Regions from separate parts of the Mus musculus genome. Here all the other regions are linked to region 1. A link is a loop called in an ENCODE intact Hi-C map of the cell type or tissue named here. Cell type or tissue: heart. All regions are shown on one strand.

Region 1 (5,000 bases):
CTAAAACATTCTGGGCCTAGGTTAGAGTGTACGGAGGCTAAACACTTCTGGGACTAGGCCTAGGTTAGCCGACAGAGGCGGTAAGCCTGAGACCACAATTAATATCTAGCAAAGAAAAGACACTTTTACAGATTCTCTTTAATTTTTTTAGTATGCAAATGTATTTACCCAGAGGTAAATCTCATCTTTCTTATTTTTCTAATTTGCCTTTAGTTTCTCTCTTGTGTATTTGCATTCCTCCAAAATGATGGTAAGTAATGGGGGTAATAAAGTTTGACCCAGAAACAACTATATTTGTAGGAGCAGTGAGTTGTACTGAGAAGCTGCTCAGGAGCTGGTGAGGTGGCTCGGGGTAAACACTGTTGCCACCGTGCGGGATGACTCTAACTCCGTCCTCCAGACCCTTGTGACAGATAGGAGAACTGATTCCTGCAAGGTGTCTGATCCACAAACAGACACGATGAATAAGTAACTAAAAAAAAAAATTAGAAGTACATATTTATTTAGCTCCCATTAAACAAATGTTTACTTTCCATATTCTAGGTTATAAATAATGTTCCAATTCCTAGTTGATATTCTGACACAAAGTTTAAAATAGTTTGTCAGTCTTTTCAGTGGTTTGTGGGGTTGGGACTGCACACGTTGGGATGTCCAGTCATTGTGTATGTGGGAGGTCAAAGGTCAACCTTGGGCCTTGTTCTTCAGATGCTGCCCATCTTTTCACAAGGTCACTCACTGGCCAGGGACTCTCCGCGTAGGCTAGGCTGGCCGGCCAGAGGGCACTAGGGAATTTCCCATTCTGCTTCCTTAGCAGTGGGATAACAGTCACCATCCAAGGCCCTACCTTTAAAAAACAAACAAGGAGTGGAGAGAGGCTCAGTGGTTAAGAGCACTGACTGCTCTTCCAAAGGTCCTGAGTTCGAATCCCAGCAACCACGTGGTGGCTCACAGCCATCTGTAATGGGATCTGATGCCCTCTTCTGGTGTGTCTGAAGACAGCTACAATGTACTTATATATAATAAATAAATAAATCTTTATAAAACAAACAAACAAACAACCTGTTAAGTTTTTTTATGCATGTATATGTGTGTTCTACCTGCATGCATGGTACACAGGGAGGTGAGAAGAAGGCATTGGATCCTCTGGAACTGGAGTTGCAGACAGTTGTGCGCTGTCACATGGGTGCTGGGACCTGAACCCATGTTCTTTGCAAGAGCAGCCACTGAGCCATCTCTCCAGCCTTGCTCCTGGCTTAAAAGTTTTGTGTTTTTGTGATTATGTGTATTTGTGTGAGTGCACGTTTGCAGAGTTCAGAAGATGCTGGATTCCCAGAGCTGGGGCTGCAGGCAGCTGGGAGCTTCCTGATATGGGGGTTGGGGACTAAACTTAGGGTCCCCTGCAAACAGCAAGTGTCTCAACCACTGAGCTGTCTCTCTAGGCCCTCCAACTGCTTGTTGGTCTCGTTTATTACATAGTCCCTTTCTGAATTTTTCTCCAGTTGCTTAAAGCACCTTTTCACTGTTGGTTACTTCAAGTCAGTATCCAAGCTGCAGTTCAACTTTAAATATTAAGTTGATTGTAGGGTTGGCAAGATGGCTCAGCAATGAACGCACTTGCTGTCAAGCCGTCCCAGGACCTACACGGGAGAAGTAATGCAGCCATCCCTCCAAGTTGCCCTCTGACCTCCACACACACACAGTGGTATGTGCACACTTTACACATACACTCAATGAACAAATGTAATTTCTGAAGAGTCTGCTCTGTTCTTTAACAGTCACCTACTCCCACCCTCCCTATACACACACTTTCCCCTCTCGCTGTGGCGGGAGCACAAAGGACCTTGTGCTCACAGATAAGCCCTGGGGAAACCAGGAGTGTTAAGCAGGTTTGTCTCTCTCCAACAGGAGACATGTGTAACCTGTCTTTCTACCCAGAAGGCTGGAGTGGTGGTGGTCAACAACCTGGTGATTTGTGTGTTCTGAAGAGCCAGGCCACACCAAGCTACCACAGCCAGGACCTGAGATACTTAGTAGTCCAGGTGACCTTTGTGTTATCTGTATGGCCAGATCCCCACAGCCAGGCCCAGAGGTGGGATCCTCCCCTAGTCCCGTAAGATAACACATGTGGCCTCTCTCTAGAACCCATCTTCATAAAGCTTTTTTCTAAATTGTACTGTATACTTGCTATAAACCCTCTGGGTCTGACTCTAGAAGTCTGAACCAACATTGGCTGACTAAGTGAGGTTGAGACAGATTTTCTTCTTGCCTCCTGTGGGTTGTTACTTTGCAGGCCCTGGCTTCTGCAGTCACCTCCACATTCATTGATTTAATGGCTTGATGATTTGATTAATTGCTTCATCTTTGTGTCCAGGGTCCCAGTGCTTATTACTGTAATCTGAACTGGTTCTCATGATCTTCACAGACACAATGAGAGAGAAATGAAGGCATACGAATGATAATAGCATGCTCTACATTTAATTACACAGGCTTTGTTGAAACCAGAAGATCTGTGAGACTTCAGTATTGTTTATTTTTTGCCTGTAGTTTCCAACTCCTCTGCCACTGGAAAGCTTTTCTGAATCATTAAGCGGCTTTCTACTTACACTGTGCTTGTCAGGACTGCGGTAATCCAGTCTGTCACTTTGGTACTTACAGTCATAACGGCTTTCTTTCCTGAGGCTTTTAAATGATTTGTTTGGGTTTTATTATAGTGGGGGAGGTGCAGTGCCCTCAGAAGCCAGAAGATGGCACCAGATCTCCTGGCGCTCAAATTGCGGGCATTCCTGAGCTGGCATCCAAACTCTGATAACTTGGATAAGCTCATTCTGCTAAGCCATCTCTCCAGCTTCCTGAAGCAATTTACATGCACACACACACGCATGCGCGCGCGTACAAACACACACACACTCACACACCCATACACACAGACACACACGGAAACACACACACACACACACATACACACACACTCACACACCCATACACACAGACACACAGACACATACACACACGCACACACACACACACACACACACCCATACACACAGACACACACGGGCGCGCACACACACACACACACACACACACACTGTTTTTTAAAGAAATGTTTCTCTGTATCTCCCTGGCCATGCTGGAACTCACTCGGTAGTCCAATCTGGCCTTGAACTCAAGAGATCTGCCGCCTCTGCCTCCTGAGTGCCGGGACTAAAGGAATGTACCACACATGCCCAGTCTGATTTTGTTTGTTTGTTTGTTTGAATTTTGTATAGGTTTTAGCTCTAACTCAGACTAACCTAGAACTCACTGTATAACCCAGGCCAGCATGTAATTTGTGTCTCAGCCTCCCCAGGGTTGGCATGCACCACAATGTCTGGCCTATGGATGTAGAGAATAAAGGTACTTGGTTTTGTGTTTTGTTTTCTTTGTGGATAAAAGGTCTTATGTATAGAAAATTCCAGGAAGTGCATTGAAAAACAATCAGAACTAATGTAATGCGCTTGACATAGCTACAGGACACAAATAAAGATACAAAAGTCAGGGTATTTCTTTTTTAATTAACCAACTGAAAATGAAATTAAGAAAACAACTGTATTTAAAGTAACATCCAAAATAATAAAGAAAAAGCAAAAAGAACACAAAAGTTACATTCTCCAAACTACAAATTCTGTTTTGCAAGGCTCAGAAAGGCTGGGTGGGGTAGATCACACTTGCAATGCCAGCACACAGGAGGCAGAGGCAGGGGGATCAGTGTAAGACAGAGGCCTGGACTATAATAGATGGAGATCTGGGATAGCCAGGGCTCACAGCAAAACTGTCTATACACGTAAAATTAAAAATAAATACAGACAGCAAAGAAAACTTAAGTAAAAGCTAGGTGTGGTTCATGTGTGTAGTCCCAGCACTTGGGAGGTTGAAGCAGGGGGATTGCTGCAAGTTCAAGGCTAGCTTAGACTAAATAGTGAGCTCCAGACTAACCTGAGCTATGTAGCAAGATCCTATCTCAAAACAGTCAGAAATTCTGCTCTATTCTATTACGTGTATGAACTTTGAAAAAATTCTAGTGAAGCAAGCCAAGCAAACACATACTGTGCTCCCGCACACAGGGGGTATTTAACACAGCGAAGTCAACCAGGAGCAGAACCAACTGAGCGCTCTAGGCGTGGGGAGACAGGGAGATGACGCTGCTGTTTAACAGGAATGGAGGGAAATGGGGAAATTGCAGAGTCTGGCTGTGTGGGGGCAGGAAGCTTATTGTAACTCTACTTTCGATTCTTTTTTTTTTTTAACCCAAAACTACCCTAAAAATTATCTACTTTATAAATGGTCTAGAAATGGTGGCTATTTAGTTTTTTGAGACAGGATCTTTGATATATGTGTGACTGTAATATGTAGGTGCGTGTGTGTGTCCTTTGCATGTGACTGTAATATGTAGGTGCTTGTGTATGTCCTTTGCATGTGGCTGTAATATGTAGGTGCATGCCTGCATGCACAAGCAGAGGCCAGAGAGGCACCAAGTGCTTTCCTCTATCTTTATCCACCATATTCTTTTAACACAGTTTATCTCACTGAACCAGACGTGTGCCATTTCTGCTAGGTCAGCTGGCCAGCAAGATCTGAGGATCCACCTGTCCCCACCCTGAAATGCTAGGGTTACAAGGACATGGGGCCACACCTGGCTTGTTAGCTGGGGGCTGGAATTCAGACTCAGGGTTTCGTAGTCACAGAACAAACATTCTTAGCCCACTGTGTGTCTCCCCAGTCCCCCAGTTATCCTTCCTAAACCCTCTGTGCTAAGCATGTCTACCTCTCTTCCCTGTGTTTCTTGGAGGAAGGGTAGGGAGTAGCAATTTTATTGTGAAAATAATGCCTGTTATTAAATTCCCAGTACAATTGTGTAAATTAACAGAGACAAAAAGCAGCCATTGAGCTGGGCGTGGTGGCGCATGCCTTGGGAGGCAGAGGTAGGATCTTTTCTGAGTTCGAGGCCAGCCTGGTCTACA
Region 2 (5,000 bases), 250 kb after region 1:
ACAATCCTGACCGAATGCTGAAGTCACAGATGTGAGGTATGTATGTAAGATGTTTTAAAAAGATACTCAGTATTGTCTCTCAGATACTGTGGGGGACATGTTCTTTCATAGACTACTGCTTTGTCAAAGATAGTTACTGTCAAGTCAGTTTGATGGCTCAATGGCTAAGGCACCCAATGCCAAGCCTGATGATTTGAGTTTGATTCTCAGCATCCACATTGTAGAAGAGAAACAATTTCCACAAGTTGTCCTCTGACCTCCATAAGCATGAAGGCAGATATAACCCCTCCTCTATAAAGAAGTGAACTTAAAGAGAGAGCTGTTACTTATATTTTGTAAGACAGGAAATTCTTTTGGTCTTTTCTACATTTATTTTACCTCAACAAGCTGTGAAGTCTTTTTTTTTTAATTCATCAATAGAACTGTGGAAGACAAAAATAAAGTTCTAAGAAAAAAAATCTCTTTAAAAGACAGGGTTTCTTTGTGTAGCCCTGGCTGTCCTCAAACTCCAGAGATCTGCCTTCCCCTTGCCTTCTGAGTTCTGGGATTAAAGGCATACACCACCACCACCTGGAAAAAATTTTCTTTCTTGAGAAAAAAAATAAATAAATAAAGCCTTAAAAAACTATATTGTGTGTATGTGTGTGATAGAGAGAGAACAATTTTAGGGAGCTGGTTCTCTTCTTCCACCACGTGGGTCTCAGGTAGTCTGCTTTGGCAGCAAGTAGCTTTACCCACTAAGCTATCTTGCTAGCCTCTGAAAGATTTTTGTTTATAGTGTTGAGTAAACATGAGCATTTATGTTTTAGCATACTGAACGGTTAAGGAAAATTCCATGGGGCCAGACAGACAGCTCAGTGATTAAGAGCACTGACTTCTCTTTCAGAGGTCCTGAGTTCAATTCCCAGCAACCACATGGTGGCTCACAACCATCTGTAATGGAACCCGATGCACTTTTCTGGTGTGTCTGAAGACAGCTACAAGTGTACTTATATAAAACAAATAAGTCTTTTTTTTTTTTTTTTAAAAGGAAAACTCCACTTATTTCCCCCACGAAAATGGAATTTTTCCCTTTTTTCCATGATCTTTCTATGTAGCCCTGGAACTTGCTCTGTTGACTAGGCTGGTCTTGAATTCATAGAGATCTACCTGCCTCTACCTTCCAAGTGCTGGGATTGCAGCATGCCACCACACTTGGCTAGGAATTCCACTTTCTAAAAGCAAAAGAAAAATGACAAACTCTGCTATTCCATAAGGAGGTATTTTTTGTGTTTTTATTTCTTATCCTGTCAGATCTGATTTCTTCAAGTGACAAGAAGGACAACTTGCAATCTGCAGAGCAAAAGGAACTCTATAAATACCGTGTTGCATCTATAGGAGAAACTAATATACGTGACTTCAAGATTTTCTGTATCTATATAGAATGACAACAGAAAGTGCAAAGTCAAAAGCATCAAAATCTCTTGAGCTGTACACAATCAAATATTGTAGATTATCATCAATATTTTGTGCCATAAAAAAGAAAAAATACAGTGCACTCATGTAAATAAAATAAATCTTTAAAAAAAGAAAAAGGAAAACGAAAAAACAGTAACATCCCACTGCAGCATAGGCTAGCCTGTAACTGGGGATCTAGTCTTCTAAGAATTGGGATTACTGGAAACATCAATTCTTAATTGCTAGTTCCAACAGAGAAGGGTTTCAGAAGGTCACTGGATCTTCTATTTAGTTCTGTAAAATAAAACTCTCTTTGAATGACTACTGAAGAAGCAATAGTAATAGACTGTCCCAGAACAGTTCAGGAACAGAAAGTAATAGCTATTTATATGCTCTACTCATAAGGACAGGGTTCCTTACCTTATCGCTGCTGATATTCTAGCATAGATACATTTTTTTGTGGTTGGAGACTATTCTATGCATTATAAGATATTCAACGACATTTCTCTGACATTGACCCATTAGTGCTTAGGAGTTTCTGTCCCAGTTGAAACAAACAAAAGTATCTCTAGTTATTACTAAGTGTCACCTAGAAGTCCCTGGCTTTAGCAACGATACAGATCTGGTATTTACAATTAACTGCATCATTATACTGAGATGTTTAAGAAGGTTGTGTAGGAATCTGGAAAATAAGAATTGAAAGATCAAGTGATTCATGAAAAACTGAGGCAGTTGTATATACAAGACAACTGAGAAAGCAAAAAATAGAAGTTTAAATGAGGCAGAGACTACAAACAGAAGGGAGAAAACAAGATATATAGGTTATGTTTGATATAGGTTATAATATTAAAACTCAACACACACACTACCCTGCACTAAGAGCTAGGGTTAATGTAAGCTACAGTTGTGCCCTGCCGTAGGATGGAATATTATTAGCAAACCAACAAGTCTGGCTTCTAGTCTCAGTTCATCACACATCAGACGAACGCATTACCTTAACCAACCACATCACCTCATGAGCTTGGTCTCCTTACCTGAATGGGAGGGTGTTACTAGATAATATTTAGAGTCTGTTTTAGTGTTGACATTTTCAATTCTATAACTGCTACCTCATAAATGATAAGTATAAAGACAGTAATGAATTAACTGTATTGTACATTTCATGACTTTGGATTCCTCTGAGTTAGAATTCAAGGTTACCCTGGAGACAAACATTCACAATTCAAGTCCCTCTGGCACATGTCAGTTTACCTTGGAGTGCAGGGGCTGACTGTGTCTGGGTTTTAGAAAGAGCAGAGAGAATGCTCTCTGGGGTGATCTCCACCTTTGACAGGATATTTGCCAGAGGGTTGTGAGATGGTGTTGTGGCAGGTGCAGGTGTTTTCAGGCCACTGCTGAGGTTGCTGGGACTGGTAGGAATTCCTGGAGAAGGTCTTGATGCAGAACTGACCCCTGGTGGCAGAAAGATGAACTCAAGAAAATGCAATACTCAATTCATGACACTTTCCAGTCAATGAAAGATTGTTTAATAGTAATTCTGGTTGACTGATCCACAAACAGTGCCCATTTTGACACATACAAAGAAAAACATCTGAAAATATGAACTGTTGTTTCTGTTTGGAATATTCTTAAAACAAACAAGCACTATGTTATTTTCATGCACATTCCTTGGTTTTCAGAGCGGCAATCTGTTTCTGCACCCACGCTGCTCAGCGAATGCAGCAGGACGACAGGATCAGAGGCACTACCAATGCAGAGCACCTTCACTGCATGTCTATGGGAGTGGCAAGGGTTTTCCTCTTACACAGCCTTTAAGGTGACATTATACAAATAAATTCCTTTACACTGTTACACTTCAAAGCACAGTAAAAAGGTAAACGCAGACGCAAGAAAAACATTTGGTTTCTTAAAATGTGACCAAACCACTATGAACAGATGTTTTACAAATAAATATAAGTGAACAAATGAAAAAAAAAACTTTAATTAAAATATTATCTTTTCAAGATTGAACGTGACAATGGAAAAGGTTAGGAACAATTAAATTTCCAAACACTAGGTATATAAAATAGTATACTCTTAGATAACAATTTAAAAAGCTACATGCTGTCTTTTGGTTTTGTGTTTTTTAAACAGGGACTCACAATATACCCCAGGCTGGCCTTCAATTCTTACTCTTCCTGCTTGGCTTCCTCAGGGCTCAGGTTACAGGTGGTAGCACATCTAGTTCACATGCCCCCAAATACTACCCTGGGCAGGGTGCAGATGAGATACAATGCTTCTGTCTGTCCTTCTGCACCTGCGTGTGCAGTACAGTCCTCCTGTCACTATTATCATTGCTAGTGTGTGGATGATGTGGGTTAGAGGAGAATTTTGAGGAGTCACATCTCTCCTGCCACCTGTACATGGATCCTGGAGATTCAATGTAGGTCTCATCAGGTTTGCATGGCAAGGACTTCAGTATTCTTTATAAAATGAAAAGCTGAAAACATAGTAATGTCTAATAACAAGAATTACCATATACTACAATAGCCATTAAAGTTGATGCACATGACTTTTCTTGTGTGTGGTACATGCACAGTTATACACTCCCACATTGTGTGTACCTGGAGACCAAAATGACACCGTGTGCCTTCCTCTGTCACTATCTAATTTTGGGAGATTACGTCAATCACTGAATCTGGAACTTCAGGTTTCTGCTAGACTGGCTGCTTCTCCCCAGTATCTACCAGTGGGTACTCACTCTCAACAGTGGAGCTACAGGCACACACAGCTAAGCCTGGTTGTTGTGTGGGTGCTGGCAATCTAAGCTCAGGCCCTCAGGCTTACGAAATCAAGCACTTCACTCACAGAACCATCTTCCTACCCATCTCCATCATTTTTGTCCAGAAAGGGCCTCATGTAGCCCAGGCTATCCCTGAATGCCTCATATCCTGCCTCTTTTCCCAAGTGCTGAGATTTCAGGTGTGTGCCACCACAACCAGCTGTTTAAATGAATATTTAATAACTAAAAATTTGTCATACATACTGAAGTTTTAAATAAGCTGATTTAAAGATAATATAGGCAATGTTTCAATTATTAAAAGAAAAAGTATTCTAAATATCTAATCTCTCAAATCCACATACATGTATATATATGTATATATGTGTATATATGTGTGTGTGTGTGTATATATATATATATGTGGTTTTCTTTGGTGTAGTAATATTATTTTTTGGCTTTTCTAAGGTGTCCATCCATTTTTAATGTATTTTTAATGAAAAAATTGTACTAATTTCACCACCACCACCAACAAAAAAACCCCACTTTGCTGGTTCAATGAAACAAAGACGGAAATCAGTGGCTCAGCATCATCAGTGGCTCACTTACCCGTATTTTTCATGACTGATGTTAGGCTGCTAAGGATGGAACTGATCTTTGCCAGATCCACATTTGCCAGGTTTGGCAAAACCAAAGTTGGGGAAGGGGACAGAAGTGCAGTGCTCAGAGGCTTCGGGAGAGGTGGAGCTGCCGTCGTGGGCACAGACGGTGGGGCACACGGTGAGGCTTTCGAGACACTTTCTGT
Region 3 (5,000 bases), 99 kb after region 1:
GACTGTCAGGCTTGGCAGCAAGCGCCTTGACCCCTGAGTCATCCCAGCAGGTGCCCCTTACTTTTAGCATGTGTGTGTACCATTGCACACATGTGGAAGTCAGGAGACAGCTTTTAGGAGTCTCTCATTCCATATAAATTGCAGGGATCAGCCCCTGGTCAGCAGGCTTTCCCAGTAAGCACTTGTTACCTGCTTTTTCTTCCAGCCAGCCCTCTCCTGGGAATCGAAACCAAGGTGACAATGAAAAGCAAGCAGCATAACCCCTTTAGCCAATTACATTTTGGGTTTTTTTTTTTAAGATTTACTTATTATATATAAGTACACTGTAGCTGTTTTCAGACACACCAGAAGAGGGCATCAGATCTCATTACAGATGGTTGTGAGCCACCATGTGGTTGCTGGGATTTGAACTCAGGACCTTTGGAAGATCAGTCAGTGCTCTCCAGCCCCGCCTGCATGTATCTTAGTACACTACATGTGTACACAGCCTGTGAAAGCCAAAAGAGAACATTAGATCCCCTGGATCTGGAGTTATAGACAGTTGGGAACCTAGGTCCTCTGGAAGAACAAGTTCTTTCAACTCCTAAACCATCTCTTCAGCACAACTTTTTTGGGTTCTGTTGTTGTGATTGTTGTTTACTGAGATAAGGTCTCTTGTAGCCCAGACTGATCTTGAAACTCGTTGTGTATTTAAACATGACCTTGAAGTCTTCATGTTCCTCCTCTGTCTCCTGAGTGCTGGGGTTGCTAGCATAGGCCACCATACATGATCCAATTAAATGTTATTGCTGTTTCTTTGATGTTAGGGATTCACCCTATGGCCTGACCAACGTGCTAGGCAGAGTCTAAACTACTGAGCTGTACTTAGGTTTTATTTTACCCTTTTACTGTTGAATATATAGGATGTGATGAGATCTGGACACAGCTATTAGATTATAATTCACCCCATTTTTTTTTTTTTTTTTTTTTTTTTTACAGAAGCAAAAAATACAAGAATAAAGGCTAGTAACTTGGAAATTCCTTTTCTGGGTTTTTGCTTTTTATTTTTGGGTTTTTTTTTTTTTTTGTTTTGTTTTTTGTTTTTTTCCTGAGGAAGGCAACAGTCTTGATTATAAACACAGCTTGCCCTTCCAGTGTAGAACTTCTTCTCAAAGTTAAGATGGGACATTTAGGGTCCCAGTGTTGCCAGCCTATGACACCTGAATAGCTCCTGTCCATCAAGCACAGGAAGCAAACCTCAGTCTTCTCAGCTTTACCAGGTCAAATAGAGCTTCTGCAATATAGAAAACCAGAATTCAGCCGGGCGTGGTGGCGCACACCTTTAATCCCAGCACTTGGGAGGCAGAGGCAGGCAGATTTCTGAGTTTGAGGCCAGCCTGGTCTACAAAGTGAGTTCCAGGACAGCCAGGGCTACACAGAGAAACCCTGTCTCGAAAAAAATAAAATAAAACAGATGAAGAAGAAAAAAGAAGAGGAAGGAGGAGGAGGAGGAGGGAGGAGGAGGAAAGAAGAAGAGAGAAGAAAAGAAAGAAGAAACCAAAAGAAAACCAGAATTCCAGGAGAACCTGGAAGTCTACCAGAGATGCATATTCAAGCCTAACTTATTAGAGTCATAGCTGCTTATTATCTGGGCAGGGGAATGCACACCTGAGGCAGAAGGATCACCAGTTTGAGGCCCGACATAAGGAAATCTAAGCCACTTTGTATATGTTCAGACACTGTCTCAGAAAGGAAAGTAGATGGGGTGGGGTGGATGGTACCTTACTGTTACATGTTCGGTCAGAGGTTATGCTTAAACCCCTGGTATCTGTGACATCCTTTAATCAAGCTCCAAACCCTGTTCTGATTGCACCTTGAGTATGTGCATCTAGTGTAAGCCCACACCCTTGCACCCACCAGAGTTAGCCATGATCCCAACAGGGTTTTGCTTCATTTTCTCTGGTTACTGTTAAATTCTCGGAGGCTTTGTCAATTTATGTTTGCTCTCATAATCCTGGTAATTGTTCTTTACCAACTTTTCCATGGTTTTCAGCAACACCTTTTGACTTAAAATTCTCTACACGCAACCAAATGGACTTCTCAGGTTCAGCTGTGGAACTCTTCCTGCAGGCTTTTAGCCCATTTCTCCTAGTGTGATACTGGTACTCTTGCACTATGGGTAGTGGAATGGCAGGCAGCCTTTTATCCTCTTTCTTGTCATTTCTTTTCCAGTCTAGAACCTCTTCAAAGAAGCTAGAATGGGGCAGCTTGATCCATATTGTCAGGTCACCACTTCTGGATAGGCCTTCCATCCAATAAGTAGAAGAAAGGGACCTTAGACCTCTGCAATGGTGGAGCACGCCTTTAATTCCAGCACTCAGGAGGCAGAGTTAGGCAGATTTCTGAGTTCGAGGCCAGCCTGGTCTACAGAATGAGTTCCAGGACAGCCAGGGCTATAAAGAGAAACCCTGTCTCGAAAAACCAAAAAACCCAACACAGAAAGCACAAAGTGTGGATCAAAGAGTGAGTTGGCATGTTCCTCCATGGATGGAGATTGTGCTTTTAAAATTTTAAACAAGGTCGGCTGAAGAGATGGCTCAGCAGTTAAGAGCACTGGCTGTTCTTCCAGAGGTCTTGAGTTCAATTCCCAGCCACCACATGGTGGCTCACAACCACCCATAAATGAGATCTGACGCCCTCTTCTGGTGTGTTTGAAGTCAGCTACATTGCACTCATATAAATAAAATAAATCTTTTTTTAAAAATTTTTAAACGAGGCTCAAATAACAAACTGGCTTTTTAAATTTTGTTTTCCACTGTCTGTTTCCCAACAGGTGAGACATGGAACCCTTTCAAATTACAGTACCAGCTGAGAAATGTACGAGAACGAATTGCCAAGAACCTGGTGGAAAAGGGCATTCTAACCACAGAGAAGCAGAATTTCCTGCTCTTCGACATGACCACTCATCCAGTGACCAATACGACAGAGAAACAGCGACTAATGAAAAAGCTTCAAGACAGTGTGCTAGAACGGTGGGTAAATGACCCTCAGCGCATGGACAGGCGAACACTGGCCCTCCTGGTGCTGGCCCACTCTTCTGATGTGCTGGAGAATGTCTTCTCTTGTCTGACAGATGATAAGTATGATGTGGCAATGAATCGAACCAAGGACCTAGTAGAACTGGACCCTGAAGTGGAGGGGACAAAGCACAATGCTACAGAGATGATCTGGGCTGTGCTGGCAGCCTTCAACAAATCCTAAAGCCAGCAGGCGGGTGTCTCCTTTTCCCGGCTGGCTGGTGACTCTCAGAGACCCAATCACTGAGTTCAGTGTGATAAGATGCTATCATCATTTCCCCACTTTTTGAATCAGACTCCTGACTTGAGGAGGAAAACTTCATGGCCTCTCTGTCCATCGGCCATGACCTTCTAAGCAGACTGTTTCTCCTCACTTCCACTCTGTCTGAATGAAAGGGGTGAACCCACACACATCTAATAAACAACTCCCATTTCTGGGTTTAGTTTTAACCAGTGTGGTTCTGGATAAACAAGAGTTCCTGTGTGGGGATTAGAGTTTTCCAGCAACAAAATGTGAAGGAAATGAACAGTAAACCATATTCAATTTTTTTTCTCCCTTATTCATGTTTTCTCAGGCTTTGTTTCTCCGCTCTGTTAAGCAGTGACACTTCCTGAAATCACTGACTCTTTGAATGAGAGGCAGTGGGAACAAGACTAATTTTTGAAGCAAATGGTTCCTGAGATTATACCTCCCACCTGTGATTTTCTCATCTTCACATAATGAAAACACTCCAAGTTTGATGACCCGAATCCCTTAGTTCTCAGAGCAGAAATGTATTCTACACTCCTTTTTAGCTTTGTCTGGCTCCCACACTCATTAAGATTCTGAATTGAAAAAGCAGTGTGCCTCAGTCACCTCCTCCTTACAGCCAGCATTAGGACCTGTAGAGAAGTGGGGCAACATGAGACTTCACATCCATGAAACCAAGTGTCATCTGAGCCCTGAAGAGAGAGTGGCAGCTAGATTCAGGGCTAGCCTTGGCTATATGAGACCATCTCGCATTGAAAAATTAAAGACTTTTCACATATCCTTCAGTATGTGACTGTTCTGTTTGCTCTAGACTACTTTAAATATCTCTACTCTGATAAAATTAAGGGAATTAAGTTTCAAGTCCCAAATTACAGCATTGAGTCCCAACAATGTAGCCAACCTCCATATTTGCATAGTCCCTGTTTTTATTTCCTACATAAATGGATAAATTTTCCCTGTATTTAAGGGCTTTGGCAGTAATTCTGTCTATATTTAATCTATTGTCACCCTCTAAATTGTGTCTTCTTTCAACACAGCCATCCTGGCCAAATCCCTTAAAATGTTTTTGCTTCAGTAGAGAGGATGAAGAGGGTGGAGAGATCCTATTTAGATGGCCAGTTGAGTGTCACCAGCAGCAGATGCAAAGCCTAAGCTCAAGGGTTGTGAAGAGGCCAGCACTGTGTTGTGCAGAGTTCAAGCACCCTGTTGACCACTGGGGAGAGACAGGCTTTCACACAGCCACCACAGATGACTTGGACTAATACCAAATCCTTCTAATCAGAAATAAATTATAACCTCATCGTTCCCTTGAACCTTCCTAGGTCCATGAAAGTTCTCCAGCTTATTGTTATTGTTTTCATCTGACTCTTAGATGAGTAGAGATAAAAGCTGTCATTTGAGAAGCTAAGCAGAGCCTTAGTCTGGCTTTCTAGAAGGGCAAAAGCCAGGCCATGTATAATCTAGCAGCTCATATTATCTTCCCCTTAGAACAATTCATAGTGAATTGAAACCAGATTTTCCTTTGAAAGCTTTAGCTTGTTTGGGGAATAGAAGTTGAATTCTTTCTTGCAACTCTCAATGTTTATTTTTATATGTCCATACAATGAGAATGTCTTCACTTCTAATCTGTGTAATGTTCACTGCCAAACACTCATTTAGTGTATATTGCCTTCACATTTCTGTATAATAAAGAT

Evidence for each region. Peaks named below come from ENCODE experiments on the same cell type or tissue, not always from the same donor. Only the 100,000 strongest peaks of a DNase experiment are listed, where the experiment ranks them.
Region 2: it touches region 1 in a loop (10-fold over the local background); 15 of 42 quality-filtered maps call a loop at or near these places.
Region 3: it touches region 1 in a loop (2.6-fold over the local background); 7 of 42 quality-filtered maps call a loop at or near these places.

The regions. Positions count from the first base shown.
Region 1 is chr3:95,514,902-95,519,901 of GRCm38, forward strand. No RefSeq gene overlaps it. Among named protein-coding and RNA genes, the nearest start is that of Gm40096, 7.1 kb to the right of the region's middle. In heart, a CTCF peak has its summit at 2,721 (motif pointing right); a DNase peak (open chromatin) is centred at 4,170; H3K27ac peaks cover 3,972 bases.
Region 2 is chr3:95,769,308-95,774,307 of GRCm38, forward strand. Rprd2 (regulation of nuclear pre-mRNA domain containing 2) reads right to left here. Exons shown (of 11, transcript NM_001368178.1): 9 at 4,805-5,000; 10 at 2,689-2,889. Among named protein-coding and RNA genes, the nearest start is that of Tars2, 17 kb to the left of the region's middle. In heart, a CTCF peak has its summit at 2,903 (motif pointing left); no DNase peak of the experiment used is centred here.
Region 3 is chr3:95,614,232-95,619,231 of GRCm38, forward strand. Golph3l (golgi phosphoprotein 3-like) reads left to right here. Exons shown (of 5, transcript NM_146133.3): 5 at 2,813-5,000. The coding sequence ends at 3,240. Among named protein-coding and RNA genes, the nearest start is that of Ensa, 8.2 kb to the right of the region's middle. In heart, CTCF peaks have their summits at 350 (motif pointing right) and 2,688 (motif pointing left); no DNase peak of the experiment used is centred here.